Linked DNA regions of Homo sapiens: region 2 is linked to region 1. A link is a contact called in ENCODE Hi-C or POLR2A ChIA-PET data. All regions are on one chromosome and are shown on one strand. Each heading gives the region's core, a stretch centred on a gene start or an enhancer-like site at or near the end of the contact. The rest is flanking DNA. Distances are from core to core; before and after follow the strand shown. Region 1 holds the start of FKBP2 (FKBP prolyl isomerase 2). Region 2 holds the start of BRMS1 (BRMS1 transcriptional repressor and anoikis regulator).

Region 1 (4,253 bases), core at 308-2,807:
ATTCTCCTGCCTCAGTCTCCCAAGTAGCTAGGATTACAGGTGCCCACCACCATGCCCAGCTAATTTTTGCATTTTTAGTAGAGACGGGTTTCACCATGTTGGCCAGGCTGGTCTCGAACTCCTGACCTTGGGTGAACCACCTGCCTCAGCCTCCCAAAGTGCTGAGATTAGAGGCGTGAGCCACCGCGCCCGCCCAACCCACACAGTTTTCTCCACCCTCGCCTCCCTTGCATCCTGCAGCTTCCTTCATCATCAGTTGCTGCCTGAGATTCTCCTGACTTGTCTATCCTAGCCCAAGCCCAGCCCCTACCCTTCTCCCTGCAGCCTCCAGTGCCCAGGGCTGAGTGGTTTGGGGTGGATGAAAGGCCAACCTTGGGCACCACTGCTTTGCCTGCTGAAGCAGGACATTCAGGGGCAGAGTTAACTCAATTGGGCAGCCACTGGGAGGGGCAGCCACCCTAATGGAGGCTTTCTCTGAGGTGTTGGGTCAGAGCATGTGGGTATGATCTTAGTGGGCCTAAGGCAGGAGTGGGTTGAACCAGGAGACAATTCCTGACAGCGATTACTACTTTCAAATCATTTTCTCAGTCATGATGTCACTGGACATGCCATAGGTCAATTAGCATGAGGCAGAAAGGGGTTAGGGCCCCAGAGCTACCGCCTCCAGAGCCCAGTTAGCCCCACCAGTCACGCACAATGCTTCACATGCACCTCCTCACTTTCTCCTCGCTCGATTCTGAGGTCAGCATCATGATTGTCTTCCTTTTACAATTGAGGAAATAGGCTCAGAAAGGCTAACTGGCCGGGGGGATTTGACCTCAACTCAGCTGTCTCCCTAACCTTCAACCTAGGTTTAGCTGCCTCTCAACTGCAGGTTCATTACTTCAGTTGACAGATGTTTGGTGGCTGCTGGGGCGCCTGAAAATAAGTCTGGTGGGGGAACAGGCCCAGCCAGATCATTCCAGTCATGAGTCACAGCCCAGGTGCACAGGTAGAGGTAAGCCTGGCTCCTGGGAGAGAGATGTGGGCAGGAGCATTGGCTGGAAGCCAGGGCTTGTCATTGGACATCATCTCGGTCCTGCAGGGGCCCTGTGGGGTGGGTGTCATCAAGCCCGTGTTACACGCCTGTATTGGATGACAAATTCTACCAAGCACACAGCCGACCGGGAGTTCAAACGTGAGTGTCACTGTGAAGCCCAGGCTCCACAGCGACTGAGGGCCGTGGGCCATGATGAGGCCCGGGAAAACAGGAGTGCTGTGGGAGAGGCTGGGGGCGACTTGAAATGGCGCCTCAAGACCCCCTCCGGGAACCCACGCCCGCCTGACCTTACTATCACCTCGGCCGGAAGTGTCTCCGGCCTTTTCGGAAGTCACTTTCACCTAACCTTACAGACTACCGCTCCGCCGGAAGTGACGCAGGGCAGCGGCGTCGCGGGGGCGGGGCTCGGGAAAGACCCGTGCCAGCGGGCGTGTGGCCGCGGGTTTCGCACGGTCCAATAAGGGAGGGCGGCGTGGCCCGGCCTGGTAGCGACGAGGACGCGCCTGCGCAGAGGCGGCAGCACCACCGGGGTTGACTCCGGGGGCGCGGCGAGGAGGTGAGCGGGGGCCACAGCCCGGGCTGGGGGGAGCCGGGGTGCAAGAGGGCAGGCTGGATCAGGCCGGGCAGAAGCGGACCGGGCTCCGAGTGTCAACGAGAGCTAGGTGACGAGGAAATTGGGGGTGGGGGCCGGAGCTGTCCGGAGATGCCGCAGGGGGAGGGTTCTCACGCCGCACGGGGCGGAGTCCTGGGACTCGGGGCGGGACGTGGAACCGGGACGGGTGGGACCTCCGAGCTGGTGCCAGTGGAAGGCGGAGCCCGGCGGCGGGGGGCGGAGCTAGGAGGGTCGGGGGACGGAGCCTGGCTCTTGAAGGAGGAGCTGGAGGAGGTGAAAGGCGGAGCCTCGGGGTCGGAAGCAGAGGGGGACGGAGCGGAGGCGCTGGGGGCGGGGCTTCAGCCGGTGAGTGGCGTGGCTACGGCTCCGGAAAAGGGGTCTAGTTCTGTCGAAGGCGGGGCTGCAGGCCCGGGGGCGGTACCGCGTCCTCCGAAGGGCGGTGCCAAGGAGCCAAGTGAGGAGCCTGGCCCGAGTAATGGCCCCGGGCGTCCTCGCGGGGGTGGTCTCCGTGGTGGCCGGGCTTGGGGACGCCGTAGGCCGAGAACTCCACCGGGAGAGGTGGTGTGGGTGGAGCGGGCTCGGCGGCCAGCAGACACAGGGCCAGTCTGGGTGCCCCGGAGACCCCCAAGGGCTCAGAGTTGGGGCGGCGCCCCGGGCGGAAGCACAGGGCCAGGCTGGGGGGTATCTCCCGAGGACCCGGGCTCCTCGGAGCCACCCAGTGGGGATGTGTGGGTGCCTCGGGGCCGGCCCCCTGCAGCGGCCGCAGAGGTGTTGGTGTGCTGGACCGGGGGCAGCTGGGTGTGGCGTGAGTGGGGCCGCCCAGTCGGGGCAACTGCAGTGCAGCCAGATAGGGTCTGGACTTTGCGTAAAGGGACAGGCGGGAACTGAAGAGCGGAGGTGGGGACTGGGAGGGAGGGAAGGTATGGGGGTGAGCAAAGGGGCGGGTCCCTGGCTGCTGTGGCCTCCCCTGACCCCCTCCCCCCGCTGCTGGGGTCCTCGGCCAAGCCCCCTTCTCACTGGACTGGTAAGTGTGGCCCCGGAGCCCGGGGGAGAGGGCGGTGACCCGGGACAAAGGGGATCCCCCGGGGCAAGGAAGATACAGTGGCGGTGGAACCCTCCTGTTACCTACCCGTGTTCCATACTCTCCCTGCCCTCCCCCACGTTCAGTCGGTCGGTCGGGGTCTGTGCCCACAGAGACATGAGGCTGAGCTGGTTCCGGGTCCTGACAGTACTGTCCATCTGCCTGAGCGCCGTGGCCACGGCCACGGGGGCCGAGGGCAAAAGGAAGCTGCAGATCGGGGTCAAGAAGCGGGTGGACCACTGTCCCATCAAATCGCGCAAAGGGGATGTCCTGCACATGCACTACACGGTGAGTGGGTTGGGCGGGCCTTTTGGGAGTGGGTGGGGCTTCCGAGGACCAGAGAGTGCTTGGGAGTCTGGTTCTCCATAAGCCAGGTAGGTGACCTTGGGCAAGTCCCCTCTCGCCTCTAAGCCAGTTTCCATGGTTCTGCCTTGCCCTTGCCTACTGCCCAGGTGGGCACCAGCAGGCAGTGACAGTGTACTGTGAGCTGCCCAAGGCTCTGTCCTCTTAAAGAACTATGACCAGCTGGGCGCAGTGGCTCACCCCTGTAATCCCAGCACTTTGGGAGGCCGAGGCGGGTGGATCACCTGAGGTCAGGAATTTGAGACCAGTTTGGCCTCATGATGAAACTTTCTCTGCTAAAAATACAAAATTAGCCAGGCGTGGTGGCGGGCGCCTATAATCCCAGCTACTTGGGAGGCTGAGGTGGAAGAATTGCTTGAACCCGGGAGGCAGAGGCTGCAGGGAGGCGAGATCACGCCGCTGCACTCCAGCCATGGCAACAGAGACTCCATCTCAAAAAACAAAAAGGACTGACCACCAGGGCTGTGGGTGGGCGTGGGGGGGCAGCTTGATGGGGAAAGCAGCTGAGGGAGGGGGTGTCAGGGGTGGTCCCCTCTTCCTCACTGGCCTTCTCATGGTTCCACAGGGGAAGCTGGAAGATGGGACAGAGTTTGACAGCAGCCTGCCCCAGAACCAGCCCTTTGTCTTCTCCCTTGGCACAGGCCAGGTCATCAAGGGCTGGGACCAGGGGCTGCTGGGGTGAGTCATGGGGGAATGGGCTTGGGAGTGGGGGCGTGCATGGCCACCGCCCAGGAGGTAAGCTGTGGGAGGCAAGCCCCAGGGATACAAGACAAGGGCCCTGGGTGCTGCCATGGGCTGAGCATGTGTCTTCCTGCAGGATGTGTGAGGGGGAAAAGCGCAAGCTGGTGATCCCATCCGAGCTAGGTAAGAGGCCCCTCCTGAGGGTGCAGAGCGAGTTTGGGGTGTGTGACTGGGAAGGGTGAAAGCTGCTTCAGCTTTTCATTGGTCTTCACCGTATCCATTCATTACAATACATGCCTCCTCCAAGTTTGGCTGTGTCTAGCAGTGAGTACAGGGCAAGATCATTGAAGCACTCAGCTGTAGTGGCCCCACTCTGCCCTTGCCAGGCCTTTGGCACCCCCTTCCCATCTCCATTACCCTTCTCCATTTCTGGCCTTCTTGCTGAGAGGGGCGGAACACTCTCCCTTTGCCCACAC
Region 2 (4,557 bases), core at 1,111-3,610, 2.1 Mb after region 1:
TAACTGGGGCTTTCAAGGTCTTTCCCAGACTGGACTTGACCTACCGGTCCAGCTCCTTCATCCCAACATATAATGGCTAGTGCTTGCACTTCCACTATCCACCCTCTGCCTCAGCTGTTCCTTCTGCCTATAATGTCCTCGGCTTCTCTTCCAGATAATGTTACAATCTCCTTGTCTTTCATTGTGCTCTGGGTCAAATCCCATCTCCTTCTGCTTCCTCTTGGACCGCAGGTCATCAGTGCTCCCCTCTCTTTTCTGTGTCTTCAGCTTCTAACTCTTAGCAACCTCCTTCCCATGAAACTTTGGATGTGCTTGGGTACTTCCTAGCATTAACAAAACACAGAAACACAAAACCTCACCCATTCCACCTAACTGCTCCATTTGCCACTTCACAGTTACACTTTTCAAGGTCTCATGAACACTGGCTGTTCCTACTTTCACCTCCCACTTGTTCGATGTCCTCAATCTCAGCTGAAACTGATCCCGTAGCATTAACCAATGACTTCCTTGTGGCTAATGCCAATATTTTTCAGTGCTTATTTTAATTGTCTGCTCGGCAACATCCAACACTGGTAAGCATTCCTTCTTTTACTGACTCATCTAACATGTATTGAACATCTAACATATGCTAGGTACCGTCAGACGCTATGGTATGCAGGCGCCCAAGTGTGAATGTCTTTGACCTCACGGAGTTTACAAGTTCCTGGGAGACAGGGGCAAAGGAGCACACTATAACCATGATAGGAGGAGAGTTAAGACCAGGGGCATAAGGGAGGGGTATATAACCAGGACCTGGAGCCCGATGCAGCAGGGAGGCTTCCAGACAAAGATGGACCAGCTGGGTGAGCTGCACTTATTGAGGGAACATTCCAGGTAGAGTCAGTAGCAAAGACCCAGAAATAAGAGAAGGAAAGCAGCTGGGGGAACATGGGTCTAAGTCTCAGTGAGAAATCTGAGCTGCAGGGATTTGGTCGTCAGCATACAGCAAGTTCTTCATGCCACAGGAGAAGGTGCAACCAGCAAGGCACAATGTGTGCGATCAGAAGACGCCCAGGGTCACCAAAGGGGCAGATGAGGAGACCCCTACAAAGGAGGAGGCAAAACCCGAAGTGGTGGAGAAAGAGTTTTAGAAGAAAGCCAAGTACTGCCAAGGAGTAATTGCACTGATAGTGCCAAGTACTGCCAAGAGATCACCTAAGAAGAAGAAAACAGTCCTCTCAGCAGATAATCTCTCAACCTCCTGCAGGCTTCTATTTTATTGTGTTCTTCCAACTTCTCTGGACACTGCTTTGTAGTCCTTTAGAACAGTGCAGACACCACTCCCTCCAGGAAGCTTTGTTTATATCTATTTGCCTGTTCTCATATCTGTCCCCGCAATCAGTCTATGAGCCTCACTAGGGCAGGGGCTGCACATGTAACTTATTTACCTAGCACAGTGCTGGTTCACTTGATGACTGGAGGATTTGCAAATACAAATTTAACAAAAAAATTTTTTGTGAGACAGACATTAGTTTTTACTTTTCGGTAGTCCCAGGTCCCTGTAATGGTAGCAAGCTTTCCTTGACACCAGTTCAAGTTGTGTATAGTAAGCCTGGCCTAGGTGAGTGTTTAGTCATATTCCTCAACAATTTCACTAATGACCTGCACCTGACTTGAAAGGCTCGGTTCTCTAAACCAGCTTCATCTTCCCGTTATCAAGCCTCAGTTCCCAACATTTGCAATGCCTCTTCACTGTTAGTATATTCACTTTGTAAGATGCAGCTTAAGTCTATCTCTTCCAGAAGCCTTTCTTTCCTCCCCCTGGTTCTGATTATGAGTGAGTTAAGTCACAACCTTCCCACCTTACCCCGGGTGCAAAAAGCGGATAACCATTCCTGCTCTGAGTGTTGAGGAGCTCACAGGTGGTAAGGGATGGAAAAGCACACTGTAAAGCGCTGTACACAGGCAATTTATCTTTTCAGAATGGCAGCTCCTCCGGGGCAGGCCCCTAGGGAAGGCAGACCCTCCCCACTCTCGCAGAGGTCAATCCAGCTTCTCCGCAGCGCCCAGGGGGCCTCCCGCTCCCTTCTAGATGCGCCGGAGCGGGCCGGAATATCACTGGCTCGCCCGCAGCCCAGCACGCGTCAGGCCGGTTAAATCTCTGCTTCGGCCTCGGAGGAGGAGGTTGTGCCGGCCCTGCTCGACTAACCGGAGAGGGCGAACCAAAAGCCATGCATGACGATACGCACCGCGGGGACTGGAGCCTCTGGCCTCACGACGGAGATTCCCTGAGAGCTGCCCGTGGTTGCCGGTACCGGCTGCTGCCGCCGGACTCCCGTAGGCGCTGCGCGGCTCCCTTTTCTTCGGGAGGCAGAGCCTATCGGTGCTTCCGTGTGCGTCATCAGGAGGCGACCGTCGGGGATGCTCACAGTTGGACAGTTTGGTCCCGAGGCATGCTGGGATACCGCGGGCCGGTCTCCATAGTAACTGGCCGACATTCGCGCAGGCCTTCGGCCTGCAGGGAAGGCCCTGATGGTTCAGTGCTTTGCAGACGGTGCCCTTCGTCCGCGGCCATCTCCCCACGGCGTGCAAGGGGAGAAGCCGGCCCCGATCCCCCCACCCCCAGCTCAGGAGAGTAACGGAGCCAGCTGTGGGTGTGAACACGCATTTATTTACACATTGTCATCGGTAGGCACATACCCAGCCCAGCCCGTTGAAGGGACAGATCTCAGGCTGTCACCCATGGAACCTGCAGACCCTTCCCTCCTCCAGAACCCTTGAAGGCGAAGCCCTGAGAGAACCAGGAATTTTAGGCTTCTGTTCAAGAGCTAAGAACTAAATTTTATGCCTTCATCTGATTTCTTTCCAAAAAGTCCATTTCATTAAGTATTCAGACTTCTTAGCTCCATCCCATTCATACTTTTTGCTCTCCTACTACCCACCCAAGATTGTTAATAATAACAATAATAATAACAACAATAATACTGCGATAATATTAATACTTCACATTTGTACGAAGCTTACAGAATGTTTTCACATATAGCATCTCATCTGAGCCTCCCAACAGTTCCGTGAGGTAGGTATTCTCACCTCCCTTTTTACAGACAGGGTAACCGAGGCTCAGAGAGGTAACGGGATTTACTCAAGGCCACACAGCTAGTTAGTGGTAAAGCTAGGAATCGATCCCAGCACCCCATATCCAAGTCCAGTGTTTCAACACCACAGCTACCTCTGTAAAGTGGAGCGACATTTCTTACCCCAGTCAGGCCTAAATGGTGGCCTGAGGAGCCAAGAGGCTGACTTCTCAGATTAGGGGAGGGAAGGGCTCAGCAGCGTCGGGGAGAGTTGGGGTACTTGGCCTTCAACTCCTGTTTGAACTGGCGATATAGGATCTTATTGTGCTGATTTTCAGCCTCCTTTTGGGGATGGAACTTCAACGCTTCTTTGAAGCCCTTATGAACCAAGAAACCTTCGTTCAGGACCTCAAAATCAAACCCCGCCACATGCAGCTCGCAGGCCTGCAGGAGGAAAGACAGGTTAGCAAAGTTTGATGACATTGACAGGCCTGAGACTGACTTCCCTAAAGCCACAGTCCAGCGTCCTCACCCCTCTGGAAGTATCCTGGATCTTCCACACCATCCACCCACCTCCTGAACTATGATCCCTCCTGCTTCATTGCCTCCTTTCCATCCAGGGCCACTCCTCATAACTCCCTGATCCCACCACCCCTCCTGCCCCATTACCCCTGCCCTCTCCCTTATGAGCACCTGGCTGATTCGGTTGAAGCCGTACTGCCGAAAGCGCTCGTCGAAGGTGGGCACCTTGCCTCCTGCCACGTAGAATGGCTCCCAGGGGTCCTGCCAAGGTACCACGTAGGCGGGCCGCAGCAAGCTCTCTTCCGGCAGGTTGACCCAGCGGGAATAGTTGGTGGGTGCCTGGCAGGGGGTGCACAACCCATAATAGAAGGGCCGCACCTCGCCAACCTGGTAGAGCTGCACCAGCTCGTTTTTGTTCATGGGCATGCGGCGGGCTCTTCGGATTTCGAAGGCAGGCACCACCAGCGCGGTGCCTCCCCACTGGTTGCTCTGATCCAGCATTTCCCGCAGGCCTCTCCACAGCCCCTCGCTGGGCACCATGTCCACATCGATCACCAGGGCATAGTTGGCCCCCTCACGAGCCAGATTCCTCAGCAGGTTATTGGGGTAGGAGACATTGGTGCCCAGCGCATAATTAATCCCGGGCTGGGCCACCCTGGCTAGCTTGTCAAAGACCTCCTGGCAGGACCGCAGCAGGGCAAACTCCCCCGGCTCCCGGGGGTCGGGCACGGCTGCCTCGTAACGCGAGGGGCACACGAGGTGCATGGCGACCCTGGCGCGCATGTCGGGGCAGTGGCTGCTCAGCGCGTAGGCCAGCACCGTGGCCAGCTGCGCCTCCTCCTTGGTGGCCGCGAACACCGACACGGACAGCGGGCCCTCCCAGCGCTCCAGCAGACCCGACAGGTGCAGCAGGTTGTCCACGCTGGCGTGCGTGGCCAGGATCACATCGTTGGGGTCCATGGTGGTCTTCAGCAGGCCCCTG

The links. Hi-C counts contacts between places; a loop is a spot of excess contacts on that map. ChIA-PET counts read pairs that join two places held with the same protein, here RNA polymerase II (POLR2A). Pooled maps may share reads with other maps.
Region 2: a map of ascending aorta shows a loop between it and region 1 (4-fold over the local background). The contact joins the promoter of BRMS1 here to the promoter of FKBP2 in region 1. A Hi-C loop is called at or near these places in 1 of 168 maps with a recorded cell type or tissue (ascending aorta) and 2 of 50 pooled maps. POLR2A ChIA-PET finds 5 or more read pairs at or near these places in 1 of 52 experiments (activated CD4-positive, alpha-beta T cell).

Annotation. Positions count from the first base shown.
Region 1 is chr11:64,239,538-64,243,790 of GRCh38, forward strand. It overlaps FKBP2 (FKBP prolyl isomerase 2), which reads left to right and starts at 1,558. Exons shown (of 6, transcript NM_004470.4): 1 at 1,558-1,595; 2 at 2,847-3,021; 3 at 3,662-3,774; 4 at 3,914-3,960. The coding sequence starts at 2,851. It overlaps LOC114841035, which reads left to right and starts at 1,558. Exons shown (of 6, transcript NM_001370414.1): 1 at 1,558-2,676; 2 at 2,847-3,021; 3 at 3,662-3,774; 4 at 3,914-3,960. The coding sequence starts at 1,743. The coding sequence ends at 2,540. RefSeq lists enhancers at 565-1,467, 967-1,026, 1,067-1,186, 1,468-2,368, 3,271-4,171 and silencers at 1,467-2,486, 2,517-2,756.
Region 2 is chr11:66,342,744-66,347,300 of GRCh38, forward strand. BRMS1 (BRMS1 transcriptional repressor and anoikis regulator) reads right to left here and starts at 2,361. Exons shown (of 10, transcript NM_015399.4): 1 at 2,229-2,361. It overlaps B4GAT1 (beta-1,4-glucuronyltransferase 1), which reads right to left. Exons shown (of 2, transcript NM_006876.3): 1 at 3,747-4,557; 2 at 2,631-3,497. The coding sequence ends at 3,306. RefSeq lists enhancers at 2,101-2,651, 2,107-2,536.